Regions from separate parts of the Homo sapiens genome. Here region 1 is linked to region 2. The links are chromatin contacts, found by Hi-C or POLR2A ChIA-PET in ENCODE. All regions are on one chromosome and are shown on one strand. The core of a region is the stretch at or near the end of the contact, and the rest is flanking DNA. Distances in the headings are between cores, read along the strand shown. Region 1 overlaps CYB5B (cytochrome b5 type B). Region 2 holds the start of PDF (peptide deformylase, mitochondrial).

Region 1 (7,096 bases), core at 3,339-5,838, 130 kb after region 2:
CCGACTCTTAAGCACTCCTAGGGTAATGTAAATGAGTATAATCACTTTGGAAAACAGTTTGGCATTATCTAGTAAATTTGATAGGATGACTTAACTTTTGACCCAGCAATTCCATTTCTAATGATATACTTGATAGAAATGTGTGCCCAGGTACACCCAGAAATATATGCAAGAATGTTCATAGCAGTGTTATTCGAGATATTCAAACATCAGAGACAACCCTAATAAATTGTGGTATATTCATACAATGGAATACTACAAAACAATAAAAATAAAGGAATCACAAACATGTAGTAGTCTAGATGGATCTCCAAGAAGAAAAATCTGTCTTATGGTAGGAAGTTATTGTTGAACCTGAATCTCCTGTGATGCAGTATAAATGTATTTCCTCTGGTTCTCTCCTCAGTGGCAGTTAAGTATTAGGAAAGATTATGTGAGGATTGGTGTCAACCATTCTCAGTCTTTTGTACTAAAGAAATTTTCTGGCCGGCGTGGTGGCTCATGCCTGTAGTCTCAGCAAACTGGGAGGCCGAGGTGGGTGGATCACGAGGACGGGCTGAGACAGAAGAATGGCGTGAACCCCAGAGGTGGAGCTTGCAGTGAGCCAAGATCGCGCCACCGCACTCCGGCCTGGGTGACAATGAGACTCCGTCTCAAAAAAAAAAAAAAGAAAGAAAGAAAGAAATTTTCTCCTTCAATGTTTTCTCAAGGATCCTACTTTTGGATTCTTCAGTCTCTTGCGGTTACTCTTCAAGGAGTCTGAATTCATTACTCTTATCAGGAGATTACTTCAGAGTTCCCATGTGCATATTGCTGTTATACGTGCCATATTGCTTGGTTTTGTAAACAAAGCTACCTGGCTGATATTCTAAACTAGTCCAGAGTAGCTTTCTGCTGTACGTAAGCATACAGAGTGCTAGGCATGTTTAGGCAAAGAGAATCATTTTTCTTATGAACTTCAGCTCGTTTTATTGACTTCAAAACCTTTTAATACCAAGACTCATATGTCTTAAGTAGAGGGGCAGCCGGGTCATTTGGATCATGGAAGAATTATACCTTAAAACTAGTGTGCTAATAAGTTCTATTAAAGAATTATTATGTTAAGGAGAATGATGACTGTTCTGAAGCTCCTAAGGAAGGTCTCTTGCAGTACTTTTGAAGCTGCCATTTGCTTCACCCTGTTAGAACTGTATATGCTTTGTGTGTATGTGTATCCTTATTAGTGTCCAAACTTAACTAGGGATTAAGAGGATGGGTTTGGAATCAGACTGTCCAGCTGCCTTTCTAGCTTTGGGATTTGGGGTGCAAAGCTTATATTTCCCTTGTATGAGATGAGAATAATAACCCTATTTCGTAGGTTATCCTATTTCATAAGGATTAAATCTTTAAAATACATATGAAGCAGATAGGATATTTCTGGTAGTTATATTAGATATGATTACTTCCAAATTTATATTGGGATGGATATGTTTTTATACATATATGAAATGTCACATACATAATGGTGTTTTTTCCTGTTTAAAAATGTTTAATTGTAGAATACGTGAAAAGCAAAAGCACAATGAAGAAAATGTGAGAGTATCCATAATCCCTAACTCAGAAATAACCACTATATGACTTTGTAGAAACACATATAGAGGCATTTAAAGACATCTTATTTGATATCATACTATTGGTTGTTTTTAACCTTTTAAAAAATTACTTTGTAATATTGTCACTCCAATTCAAATATTTTTCCCCAACTACTTTGTGATAAAAGCAGTTAAATTTCCCAAAGTAAATAAAAACTCCTTGCCTATATAAAAACATGTGAAAGCTGAAAGATAGTGAACATTTGGCTTAAAATATTAACAACTTTATTGCTTTCTCCCCCTATTCCTAGTTGCTGGGCATATTGGATTTTACCCATCATAGGCGCTGTTCTCTTAGGTTTCCTGTACCGCTACTACACATCGGAAAGCAAATCCTCCTGAGGAGGCCTTGCTGAAGTTAGAAAGTGCATCCACTTTGGGGCGAAAACTAGAGACTTGCTTGGGGGCTGCAGAAGTGCCCTCTCCTCGAATCCTGCCAGTTGCATTCTTCCCCCTTGGAGCCAAGACGATTGGCCAGACATCACCTCAGATCTGAGACCAGCGTCTTCCATCTCTCAGAGCCTTACTCCCAAAGTACCTGCTCACTGTTCCGTGTTGAACAATTGCCGGTGTTTCCTCTCTTCACTGGTTTCCATGAGTACCCTTATATTTCACAACTTTCTGTTCATAAGTTATAGTGACATTGCTCTTTGGTAAAAATGCCTGCTTTCCAATACTTTGATTGCATATTAGACATTCTTAACAGGGCGGCAGTCTAGTGTTGAAAGTTTTATTTTTCCATTTTTCTTTTAAGTAAATTTTTTTTAAAAAATTCTGATTTAGGGCTAGGTGTGGTGGCTCAGGCCTGTAATCCTGGCACTTTGGGAGGCCAAGGTGGGAAGATCGCTTGAGGCCAAGAGTTCAAGACCAGCCTGGGCAACATAGCGAGACCCCTATCTGTATTAAAAAAAAATCTGATTTAATTCTTTTATTTATCATAAGGGGTTTAATTCCTGAAGTAAAGGTTTGCACCTATTAAACTTAAAACTGCCAAATGATTTTTGTTCTTTTATGTGCGTGATAAAAATACAAAGAATGGTGTGGCCACCTCCTCCCTTTCAAGCTAGGGCAGCAGGTAGCTCTTCCCAGCCCCTGAGCCCAGCCCCTTCCCAAGTGGTGCCGGACAAAAAACTACATGGCCCTTTCGTGTCTTGGGGGTGGAAAGGTAGGGATGAATTGGGGTGATAGAACCCTGGTGAATTCAGAGTAATCTTTCTTTAGAAAACTGGTGTTTTCTAAAGAAACAGGATAGGAGTTTAGAGAAGGCACCAAAGCTTTCACTTTGGTTTGGCACCAGTTTCTAACCATCTGTTTTTTCTACCCTAGCTATCTTTTATTGGTAAAATATAAATGTATAATTATGTTTGTAGAGCTTTACCAAGGAGTTTCCCTCCTTTTTTGTTTGTTGATTAGCAAATTTTTGATTCTCCATTTTCCAAAAGTAAGAGACTCCAGCATGGCCTTCTGTTTGCCCCGCAGTAAAGTAACTTCCATATAAAATGGTATTTGAAAGTGAGAGTTCATGACAACAGACCGTTTTCCATTTCATCTGTATTTTATCTCCGTGACTCCAACTTGTGGGTTTGTTCTGTTTTTCCATGAGAATAAAATACTGGCGGTTTTTTTCTCAGATGTGTGTTCATTGAGAAGTAGGTTACTAGAATTATGTTACTGTGTCTTATTGGTTCAATGATGATTTCTCTGGCATATTAGACTTTTATTTTTTCCCCCATGGAAGCACTTGAGGAAATAAATAGTACACTGGCTGTTTTCTGCCAGCAACTGTGGTGATTTTTCTCCCTGTCCTTTGAGAATTGCTAGTCTGCTTCTGAGCCATTGTCATATCCAGCAGGGAGCAGCTTGGTTCAAGAAGGACCATAGAGGCTGCTCAGCATCTCCTCCCTCCCTCCCAGCTTGCCAGGGATTTGATGAGACAGGAAACTGCCCAGCAAACCAGGGACTGCCCATGTAAACTATTTAAGAAAAAGTTCAACCCAGGTCTTGTATCCTGTGATTTAGCAGTTGAATGAATACAGAATTCATCAAAATAATATTAACCTTGTACTTGCACACTTGGATATATTTGGGAGTAATTTTAGGAGATTTCTGGCTGACTTTTATTATCAGGGATATGGGTTTAGTAAAGCTTTTATCTTTAGAAAAATGTTTGTATGCATTATAAGATGCTACTTTTAAGACAATATTGAAAAAAACTTTGGTTATTATTTAACAAAAGTGGTATGACTTGATGCTTCTCTATTTAAAGGCAAGGAAGGATTGGTATATGATTGCCTGTAATAAATAAATTGCGTGATTATTGGAGTACATTGGGGTAAAAGTAAAGAACAGAGGAGTATTGAGGAGCTTGAAAGGGAACATTCAAACTAAAGCCAAGCCTGAAGATAACTTGAATCAGTTGTAAAAGTGTGTTGGCAATGTCCGAAATTGAATGAAAAACATCTGGCTTATAAGAAATGTTAAAGAACTACCATCTTAAGTAAAATTGGTGTTTTTGTTATTTTTAAGGTAAATGCCAATGCAAAAGGTATGTTTTTCTACTTCACATTGGTTTTCTTTTCCTGTTTACATCTGCACTTGTTTTTTGCTGAGAGCCAGAGGAAAAGATAATTAGACTTTGTCTCTTCCACCCATGAAATCCCCCAGTACCCAGGGCTTCTTCTGAACTACTGCCGATGTGATGTCACTTTGTATCTGGAAAATCACTTTGGGGTCCATTTACTGTTATTTTGTTGCCTACAAAAACAGCCAGGTGAAAGCTAAATCTTGTGTGAGAGTTTGCAGAGGTTTTTCTATACAATAAAGTAGTATAGCACACTAGCCAAATCCATCCAAAAGGACCTTTTTTTTAGGAAGTAGACTTGAATTCACAAAACAGTCTTGACATGGGTAGCTGGTGAAAAACCCTCTGGAGAGCAAGTGGAGCCAGTCCCCATTGGCTGACAGTGCCACCTGGAGCTGGTCTCTGGGGTGTTCGGTTGTTTATTCCTGAGGAAGACTAGCTGCTGCTGCTGCTGCTGCTGCAAACTGTACTGTACACATCATGGCTGCTGGACACGAAGGAGGAGGTGAGAGAAGTTTCATGCTACCGAAATAGAGGGTGTTGGTACCACTGCCCCTGGCCTGAGAGCCAGGGTTTAAACCTGCCTCAGTAGAGTCTAGTTTGAAATGACACCAAAATTCCTCAGCCCCTACTCAGCAATTGGTTTTGGTTTCCAAATGACTTCTGCATTTGTAAAGATAACAGAGTGGTGGGGTCAAAGTTTATCTTGTGTTTAGATCTCTTCAAGACTGCTTAAGCAAAAACAAAAATCCCTTGGAACCTATCGTTTGAGCCTGTAAAGTTGTTTTAGCAGTTGTCATAAATGCATATGTTGTGAAATCAGAACACTGTCGAGTTTATACTCATTTAGCTGCAATGTGGGACAATGAAAAATGCTTTACAGGCCTGGAGTATCATTACTTATGGTATCTCCTGCTTTAAAATCTCAAGCGATATCTATCTGGTTAAATTCCATTTTAGGAGATTGAGATGCAGAACGTTAATGTTCATTACCTCCTCCTACCCCAAGAGAAATGGATTCAGACATGTCTTGTCTCAACAAGAAATTGATTTTTTTTTAAACTATCTTATTCTGTTGCCAAATATCACAGAAGTAATGAGGAGTTTAGTTACATTTGGCTGTTGTGCTCTGAAAGAGCCAGGTTTGGAATTTGTGGGGGTGATCTAGGAAGAAGGTTCCAAAGAAGCAGAGGCATTTGTCAAGTTACCTACCCTATATCCAGCATCCTCCTCATGAGCTTCAGTAGCTGCTCTTTGCCCACGCTTGTATCCTACGTTTGCTATTTGGGCAAACCATTACTTCAGTTATTTAACTTCCCTTTTTTTTTAACTTCACCTTTGACTATGAACAAGTAACGGTAACATTCCTTTTGTGTATTCAATAATGCAGTTAGTTTACCTTTTTCAGAATATTTTGAACAAAGATCTTTGTCTCTTTCTGCTGGAATGCGCACACAGTGAACGTTTGTTAGAACTACACACAATAAAGACACTGTTTTCCTTTTCTTGCCCCGACTACACTTATTATTTTTAATTTAAAAAGGTGTTTTTTAAGTAGAAGTGTTGGTTTTGTAATCCTCAGGTGTTCTGGAAGAAAAGGATTTCAGAAGCATGACAGTCTCCCGTGTCTGTGCTAATGGTGTGTTTAGCATAACGTGGTGGGGAGTTCCGTGGTTCTCCAGGATTCTCCTCACTGTTCTTTTCGTGAAGTGAATCGTTCATTTGATAATCGTGAAATGCAAAAAGCAAGGCTGTGTTTTAATGGCTGTGAAGTGGGAACGGGGTAGCCAGGTTTGAGGTTCTGTTTCCACTGAAAATACCTACTGACAGAGAAGCCAGTACCAGGTAATACTGTTTTGTTATCTGCAATGCCAGTCTTCAAATGATTGTTTTTCTTGGAAATAGCTAAACTGTTGGGGAAAATTAAACACTGAGATTGAAGTTTAGTGACTGTGTTAATAAAACAAGGGAAATAAACCGTTTTTATAATTACCTTTGAAACATACTGATAGCCATCTAACATTACTAACATATCAGATTTCTGTTGAGAGATTGTTCATTAGGGCTCGGCTATTTCACTGTCACAGGAACTGAGGATTACTAACAGGAAAGGATAACCCCATTCTTGTTACCAAAGTTTGAATTTAATGTTTAATCTTTGATACTAGTAAGAATTTATTATCACAGCACTGTCCCTGATGCTGAATAGTGGGTAGGTGCTTGACAAATCCTGGTTGATTCGTGAAAGCCTGAGGTAGAAGACTGTCCAATTATGTAAATTTAAGGGAAGAAATACCCACACAATCTGTTAAACTGCTGATAATTGATAGCATAAATCTAACGTTAATTAGTGAACTAGATTACTATGTATTTTCAAAGCCCAGTCAGCTTAATCACATATATACCAGCATTTTAAAAACAAAATTATTTGATGAAGCAGTGAGAGACTAGAGTGGCTTTTCAGGTGAAACATGAGGATGCACTTGCAATGCTGTCATTTCTCTGATGCCTACTATGTGCCATGCAATGTGGTTTACAAACCTTGCTGATCCTTACTCTTACAGTGTCCTTACAAGGTAGTCCCTGTCTACCTTGTAAGGACATTTTTATGGCAACTCAGACAGCCACCTGACTTGACCACAGAGGTAAGAGGAGAGCCAGAGTTTTTGTTTTGTTTTGTTTTGAGACAGAGTCTCACTCTGTCCCCCAGGCTGGAGCACAGCGGCGTGATCTTGGTTCACTGCAACCTCCACCTTCTGGGCTCAAGCAGTTGTCTCACTCACCCTCCCAAGTAGCTAGGACTATAGGCATGCGCCACCTCAACCGGCTAATTTTTGTATTTTTTTGTAGAGACAAGGTTATGCCATGTTGGCCAGGCTGGTCT
Region 2 (7,385 bases), core at 4,369-6,868:
CACTGAACCCAGCCACTGCCCCTGGGTCCCTGTCCTGGAAATGGTCTAATAAATCCTTTTCCCTTCTTGAGCTACCCAAGTGATCTCATCTTTCCTTGACTCTTAACTGAGACTCTGAAGGGCCACCCTTGCTTCCAATTAAAAGACCCTCTGGTTTTCTGTCTCCTCTCTTTTCTAAAGCAGAGCAGGAAACAGAACACTGCAGTTCTTAGGCCTGTTCTCCAGTCAGGTGTGCAAGGCCTCCTCCCCTTAAGGCCTCAGAAGTTTGGCTGGGGATGTTTGTGGGATCCAGACAGTTCTTGCCGTTGTTCGGCCTACAGATCAGAGACTGCAAAGTGGGAGCCCTGCGTACCAGACCCGTCCTGCAGCTGTGTTTGTTTGGTTTGGTCTGCCGCTAACATTTAAAAGTCGAGAGTTGCTGGGCGCGGTGGCTCACGCCTGTAATCCCAGCACTTTGGGCCGCTAACATTTAAAAGTCGAGAGTTGCTGGGCGCGGTGGCTCACGCCTGTAATCCCAGCACTTTGGGAGGCCGACGCGGGCGGATCACAAGGTCAGGAAATCGAGAACATCCTGGCTAACACAGTGAAACCCCGTCTCACTAAAAATAAAAAAATTAGCCGGGCGTGGTGGTGGGCGCCTGCAGTCCCAGCTACTTGGGAGGCTGAGGCAGGAGAATGGCGTGAACCCGGGGGACGGAGCTTGCAGTGAGCCGAGATCGCGCCACTGCACTCCAGCCTGGGCGACAGAGCAAGACTCTGTCTCAAAAAAAAAAAAAAAGTCGAGAGTTGACATAAAAATTCAGAATTCTGACTTCTAGAAGATTAAATTAGGTAATGTTGGGCCTGCGTCCTCATGGGGCAGCCTGTCAGCGGCCACTAAGTAGAGGCTGCTCTGTACAGAAGGGGTCCCCCATCCCCACTCATCTGTGTTGCCTGCCCAGATAGCCCCATGGCCATTTCAGTTTGCGACCCCCAACAGACCAAGGACCCAGAGCTGGCAGCCCTGGACCCACGTCCGGCAGGCAGTGAAGCTGCAGAGGCTGTCCCACGTTTACCCCATGCATATAAACAGACCAAAGTCAAAGCACATTCACACAGAAAGACCTGGCCTAGTAAATGAAGCTTATAGCCTGCAAAGGGCTTTGTTCCAACCTTCCCTCTCCAAAACCCAGTACTGCTCCTCTACCTTTCAAACCTGGTTGGGCCAGAACTGATTACATGGCCAACTCTTGGCTCACACTGGGCTTGCACTGGGCCATTTCTTTGCTCTGGTTCAGAGCCTCTGCAGAAGTGAGCTAACTTTGGATCAGTAGCTCCAACACTTGGCTCCAGTGCTGGCAGGTTACCCCTCAACCATAGCAGCTGGGATCTTTGTGGCTTGGGGGTGCTTGTGTAAGTTCTTGGTTATGTGCCCTCAGCCACCAGGATATGAACCGTGTCTGCAGAGCTTCACTTTAGTGAGCTTACAAGTTTTTAAATTTTTACTTCTAGTTACATTTACTTGAATCAGAACGTTGTTTCCTCATTCCTACTGCTTAAACACCTTGACAAGTCCTAGGGGTTAACAAAGGTTAGCATGGCTATGGTCCATCCCTGTGCTCTAGTTAGAGCGTGAAGACACCTGACTTTCCAGTTGTCTCTCTCCATGACCAGCAACAGGAACCACTGACGCTGAACTTTGGACAGTGGCCTCAGACTCTGGCTGCCAGCACACAACCTGCCATCATCGATGTTAAACATGCTGACATGTGCAGAGGAGTTTCCTCCCTGAAATGCTCTGAAATTCACTTCTCTGCCTGGGGATTCTGTTATAAACCTTCTGCCTACATTGGCTTTCACTGTGGAAGTTGATTTCTAAAACTCTGATGAGCTCACAACGTTGACATGTATATGCGTTTTTTGTGAGTGCTTCCTGCTCAAAGTGGGAGAGATTTTACTGGAAATGCAATAAAGTTTGCATTTTATTGCTACCGATGCCCACCACAAAAGCGTTAACCTCAGAAAGCTATAAGAAGCATCAAAAGATTGCCATAGCCCCCTGTAAGAGCTTCTGAACATTGTCCAAATGAAAGGAGGCTCAGCTGAATTCTAATTTTCCTAAAGACCCATGTTTTTAGCATCTATGAGCTTTCTACAAATCTCCCCATTGGCTGCATCTCTGACCTTGCACCAGTATCTGGTTGGGATTCCCTTTTTTTTTTTTTTTTTTTTTTTTTGAGACAGAGCCTTGGTCTGTCGCCCAGGCTGGAGTACAGTGGCGAGATCTCAGCCCACTGCAACCTCTGCCTCCCAGGTTTGAGCGATTCTCCCGCCTCAGCCTCCCAAGTAGCTGTGATTACAGGCGCCTACCAGCACACCCAGCTAATTTTCATATTTTTAGTAGAAACAGTGTTTCGCCATGTTGGCCAGGCTGGTCTTGAACTCCTGACCTCAGGTGATCTGCCTGCCTTGACCTCCCAAAGTGCTGGGATTACAGGCATGAGCCACCAAGCCTGGCCGGGATTCCTTTTCAAAGTCTGGCTGCACCTAGAGCCAGTTTGCTTCTGCTTGGCCTCATGGGGCCTCAGAGAAAGCCACAAAGGAGGATGGGTCTTTCCTGGGTTCATTTAACTGCCATTTATAACACTTTTTCCTCTAAACAGCTTAATGGACTTCCTACTACTTGTATAGTTTGATTTTCAGGACTCTGTTCAGCAAGAATACCTACTTTACAAAACTCAGCATAAAAATGAGGTGAAACAGTTTAACTAAAACTGGAGTTTGGCTGGGTAGTGTGGCTCACAACTGATCCCAGCACTTTGGGAGGCCGAGGCAGGAGGATTGCCTGAGACCAGGAATTTGAGGCCAGCCTGGGCAACATAGTAAGACCCCCGTCTCTATCTTAAAAAAAAAATAAAAGAATAAAACAAGTTCCTTCACCTCTTGACAAGACAAAGCTGACACTTTTTTTTTTTGAGACAGAGAAAAAAAGAAAACTCTACAGCCAGAATCATACTTTTGAGTCTCGCTCTGTCGCCCAGGCTGGATGGAGTGCAGTGGCGTGATCTCAGCTCACTGTAACCTCCGCCTCCTGGGTTCAAGTAATTCTCTGCCTTGGCTTCACGAGTAGCTGGGATTACAGGTGCTCGCCACCACGCCCGGCTAATTTTTGTATCTTTAGTAGAGACAGGGTTTCACCATCTTGGCCAGGCTGGTCTTGAGCTCCTGACCTCGTGATCCACCCGCCCCGCCCTCCCAAAGTGCTGGGATTACAGGCGTGAACCACTGCACCTGGCCACTTTCTTAAACCTACACATTGGTTGCTGTGATATTAATTCTATTTTTACAAAATAAGTGTATAACCAGGAAGTACTAATCCTGCTTTCTATGCCCAATTGTTAACAGGAAAGGGCTCAGTGCACTTCTCAATTGTCACCCCTGCCCCCAGCCCTGATCCACGGCCTCTACCCCAAGAATGAGCCAAGAACCAGCTGCTCTAGGGATCTCAGCAGCAAAATCCTGCCCAAGGCTGTTAAAATGTGTGGGCACTCATTTACACTCGTGCTGTCATGAAACACATCCTTGAACAGGGACTATTCTCTTTCATTTCCATAAGCAAACTGGCGTCTAAGGCCACAAGCCCTCCGTAAAAATAAGAACTCGGCACAAATGGCCAGTCACATGCTTACCTGCATTTTTAAAGACAGCTTTCAGGTATTTGGGGACTACATTATTACCAAACCTTGGCTTTGGGAGATTATACAGGTCCGAGGAACTCGTGTCTACTGCAGACGAATGCAATTACCCCACCTTCCTCCATACAGAATTGTTAGGAAATGTCCACTCCTTTGGGGGTGATTTTTCTCCTCAAGTTGTAGCCAACATTTTGTCCGTAACTGATTTCAGGGCAAACATTTCTGACATCTTCCTCCAGCTCAGTCTGCCATGCCTTGGCAATCCAGTTTCCTGTCATATGCGAGCCATCCAAGTTGATGCCAAGTAAGATTTGCCCAGCTCAAAGTGAAAGTGTTTGCGTCTTGGTATCCGGAATCCTCAGCCCCAGTAGCAAAGCTTTAGTCATTCACCTTCATCCAATAGACGTTTGTGAACGTCCTGCTGTCCATTTTGTCAATAAACAGGCAGCCCTGCAGGTGGTCCATCTCGTGCTGGATGATGCGGGCTGCCCACCCGCTCGCCTGCCACACCACCTGTTCTCCATTGGGGTCCAGCCCTGCAAAGGAAGTTACAGCCCTGGTGAGTGGGAACAGCTGAACTGCATCATCCTCAACCTCCCTACCCCTGCCCCCGGTCCTGGCTGTTCCCATTGACAAGAGGCAACAGCAGATGGCAAATGTAGACAGCAGCTCCTCTTCTAACTGGAAAACGTCCCTCATCTCGGTCCATTACCAAGCGTTCAACCTGGTTCCCAACTCTGGTAATTAGGTTATCGAGCTCACTGTAGAGCTGAGATGAGAAATCATCTTTCTACGGTGCGACCCTTCCGAACACTCCTCCCACTTCTGAGGTACCTGTGGGCTCCCAACTCCTAACAGAGGTTCTGCAGCTTGAGACCCCACTTGTTTTTCTGACCATCTTGAACCGACGGGCTTGCTGTGCAGGAACAATCACCCCGACCCCAGCAGAGCCCGCATTCCGCGAGGCATCCTGTGGTACCACGGGGGAATGGCCTAGCCCCCTGGGCTGGGTCAGGCTGGCGGGGGCTAACCCCCACTTCTCCAACTCCACCGTGGCGGATCTAACTGGGGCCGAAGAGCGTGTTTGCCTCAGAGAGCAAGGGAGCAGAAAGCAGACGCCAGGCTGTCAGGTAACAGCGGAACTAGGGGACCTCTCCTCGCCCCTGCGTCCTATCTGAGCGGGCTCTACCCCACAGGAGCTTCTATCCGTCCTGAGGCCTCTCCGCTCCCGCATCCCACTTCGCTCCTGCGGGAGGTCCGGCGTATGAACCGCGACCACTTCTGCGCTCTCGCGGAGTCGGGCAGAAGAGACGCGCGCGCTGCTCCAGCAGCCCCGGTCCCCGCCGCCCGCACCTGAGATCTGCACCGCCTGGAAGCGGGGCACGCAGGCCAGGAAGCCGGCGACGCTCTCGCAGCCCTCGGGAAAGGTGACCAGGCGGCTGTCAAGCACTCGCAGGCTGGGGTTCACGAACACGCGCAGGGGGAAGGGCTCCATTTGGCGGAGCGCGCGCTGGCGGGGCGGGCACTCCCGACACAGCGCCTCGGGGAGCTCCAGCGCCAGCACCTGCCGCGGCACCCCCAGCTGCGGCGCGCTTAGGCCCACGCAGCGCCGCCGCCGCATCACCTGGACCAGCCGTTGCGTCAGCCGCTGCAGCTCGGGCCCGCCTAGCTGCGCCCGCTCCACCGGGGCCGCCACGCCGCGCAGCACCGGGTCCCCGACTTGGCACACGTGCGAGAACGGCGGTTCGGGAGGACCCAGCACCAGACGCCTCAGGTGGCGCCAATAGGAGCGCCGCAGCGCCGGGCCCTCGACGCCGTCCGGGGCGGCCGTGGAGCTGCAAGCCCGGACACCGACGGCTGCCGCCCCGCCCCACGGCACGGCCGCCCACAGTGGCCAAAGACTCAGCGCGCCCCACAGCCGGGCCATGGCGGCCCCCTTAACAGTGACCCGGCCCGCCCCTTCCGGCCGCAGCGCGGGGCACGCCGGGAAGCGCCGTCGGCCAGCACACAGCGAAGCCGCGACTGGATCCCCGCCTTCCTGCTTAGACTGGCAGTGAGCACCGCCCCCTTCCGCTCTCCTCCCGGGAGCGCCTTCCCGCCTCCCGAACCCGCCCCGGACCTTCCAGGGCGAGGCAGTCCTGGCCACCCCGCGCCGGGAACCTCACGCACCGCGTTCTGGAGGCAGGGGACGCCGGCTAGGGCCCCACGCTGGGCGGTTCGGCCTGCGTCTCCGCTCGCCCTCCCTCCGGGCAGGCTGGGCCCGCGGGCTCCAGGCGTGGCTCCTCGGCGGGAGGCTCTGGTGCTGGAGCTGTGAGCTCGGGCCCCAGCGCCTGGTCATCCAGGGTGAAAAGCGTCTCTCTCTTTGGCAGGATAAAGGCGAGGGGCTCCTGAATGGCGCCGATGTTCACATGCCCTAGGTTACCGTACTTGGAGAGCTGAGTGGGAGGAATGCCTAACCCAGACGTGGGGAAAGCAAAATGGAAAACAGTTACTAATAAAACTCAATATAGAAATTTAAGGGAGGCCGGGCGCGGTGGCTCACGCCTGTAATCCCAGCACTTTGGGAGGCCGGGGAGGGGGGGGCGGATCACCTGAGGTCAGGAATTCGAGACCAGCCTGACCCACACGGAGAAATCCCATCTCTCTTAAAAATACAACATTAGCCGGGCTTGGTGGCGCAGGCCTGTAATCCCAGCTACTTGGGAAGGCTAAGGCAGGAGAATCGCTTGAACCTAGGAGGTGGAGATTGCAGTTAGCCGAGATCGCGCCATTGCACTCCAGCCTGGGCCACAAGAGCAAAACTCCGTCTCAAAAAAAAAAAAAAAAAAAAAAAAGGAAATTTAAGGGAAAAAAAACGAGCCATTACTATTTTTTTTTTTGAGACAGTCTCGCTCTGTCGCCCAGGCTGGAGTGCAGTGGCGTGATTGCTGCTCACTGCAACCTCTGCCTCCCAGGTTCAAACAGTTCTCATGCCTCAGCCTCCGTGGTAGCTGGGATTACAGGCGCCCGCCACCATGCCAGGCTAATTTTTGTATTTTTAGTAGAGACGGAGTTACTATGTTGGCCAGGCTGGTCTCAAACTCCCAACCTCAGGTGATCCATCCGCCTCGGCCTCCCAAAGTGCTGGGATTACAGGCATGAGCCACTGCGCCCAGCCATCAATTACTATGTTTTAATACAGCAAAAACCACCTTTGTTACAGGGAATGGGAAGCTATACTGTGAAGCAGAACGTAACGGAACAGCAGTGTAGGGTGCCTGCAGCAGGAACCCAGACCTCAGGCAGCACCAGGGAAAAAGCAGAGGGCAGCCAGGCTTTGCACGTGTGATGCACTGACCCATTGCCCTTTGGGAAGCTGTGCCTCAACCAAGCCCCTCTCCTACCACAAAGGGACAAGGACGTGAAAGTGAATTGGAAAAAAGACTTTAGGACGGGCGTGGTGGCTCACGCCTGTAATCCGAGCACTTTGGGAGGCCGAGGTGGGCGGATCACAGGTCAAGAGATAGAGACCATCCTGGCCAACATGGTGAAACCCCGTCTCTACTAAAACACAAAAATTAGCTGGGCGTGGTGGTGCGAGTCTGTAGTCCCAGCTACTCGGGAGGCTGAGGCAGGAGAATTGCTTGAACCCGGGAGGTGGAGGTTGCAGTGAGCCAAGACTGTGCCACTGCACTCCAGCCTGGCAACACAGCGAGACTCCGCCTCAAAAAA

What was found. A loop is a pair of places that touch in the nucleus more often than their neighbours do. ChIA-PET counts read pairs that join two places held with the same protein, here RNA polymerase II (POLR2A). Pooled maps may share reads with other maps.
Region 1: a pooled map shows a loop between it and region 2 (2.4-fold over the local background). The contact joins the enhancer-like site here to the promoter of PDF in region 2. A Hi-C loop is called at or near these places in 1 of 168 maps with a recorded cell type or tissue (natural killer cell), 1 of 37 single-sample maps with no recorded cell type and 5 of 50 pooled maps. POLR2A ChIA-PET finds 5 or more read pairs at or near these places in 4 of 52 experiments (activated B cell, activated CD4-positive, alpha-beta T cell, activated CD8-positive, alpha-beta memory T cell and 1 more).

Annotation. Positions count from the first base shown.
Region 1 is chr16:69,460,548-69,467,643 of GRCh38, forward strand. It overlaps CYB5B (cytochrome b5 type B), which reads left to right. Exons shown (of 5, transcript NM_030579.3): 5 at 1,883-5,717. The coding sequence ends at 1,973. Among named protein-coding and RNA genes, the nearest start is that of CYB5B, 39 kb to the left of the region's middle. RefSeq lists an enhancer at 6,955-7,004. Within about 2 kb of position 4,589, at least 5 of the 41 ENCODE cell types and tissues checked have a DNase peak (open chromatin) inside an H3K27ac peak, as active enhancers do; they include natural killer cell, where a contact is called at or near this core.
Region 2 is chr16:69,324,970-69,332,354 of GRCh38, forward strand. PDF (peptide deformylase, mitochondrial) reads right to left here and starts at 5,619. Exons shown (of 2, transcript NM_022341.2): 1 at 5,028-5,619; 2 at 1,944-4,210. The coding sequence starts at 5,601. The coding sequence ends at 4,053. COG8 (component of oligomeric golgi complex 8) reads right to left here. Exons shown (of 6, transcript NM_032382.5): 5 at 5,844-6,126; 6 at 1,459-4,210. The coding sequence ends at 5,870. It overlaps VPS4A (vacuolar protein sorting 4 homolog A), which reads left to right. Exons shown (of 11, transcript NM_013245.3): 11 at 1-1,970. RefSeq lists enhancers at 4,985-5,632, 6,281-6,928 and silencers at 5,257-5,636, 5,667-6,056.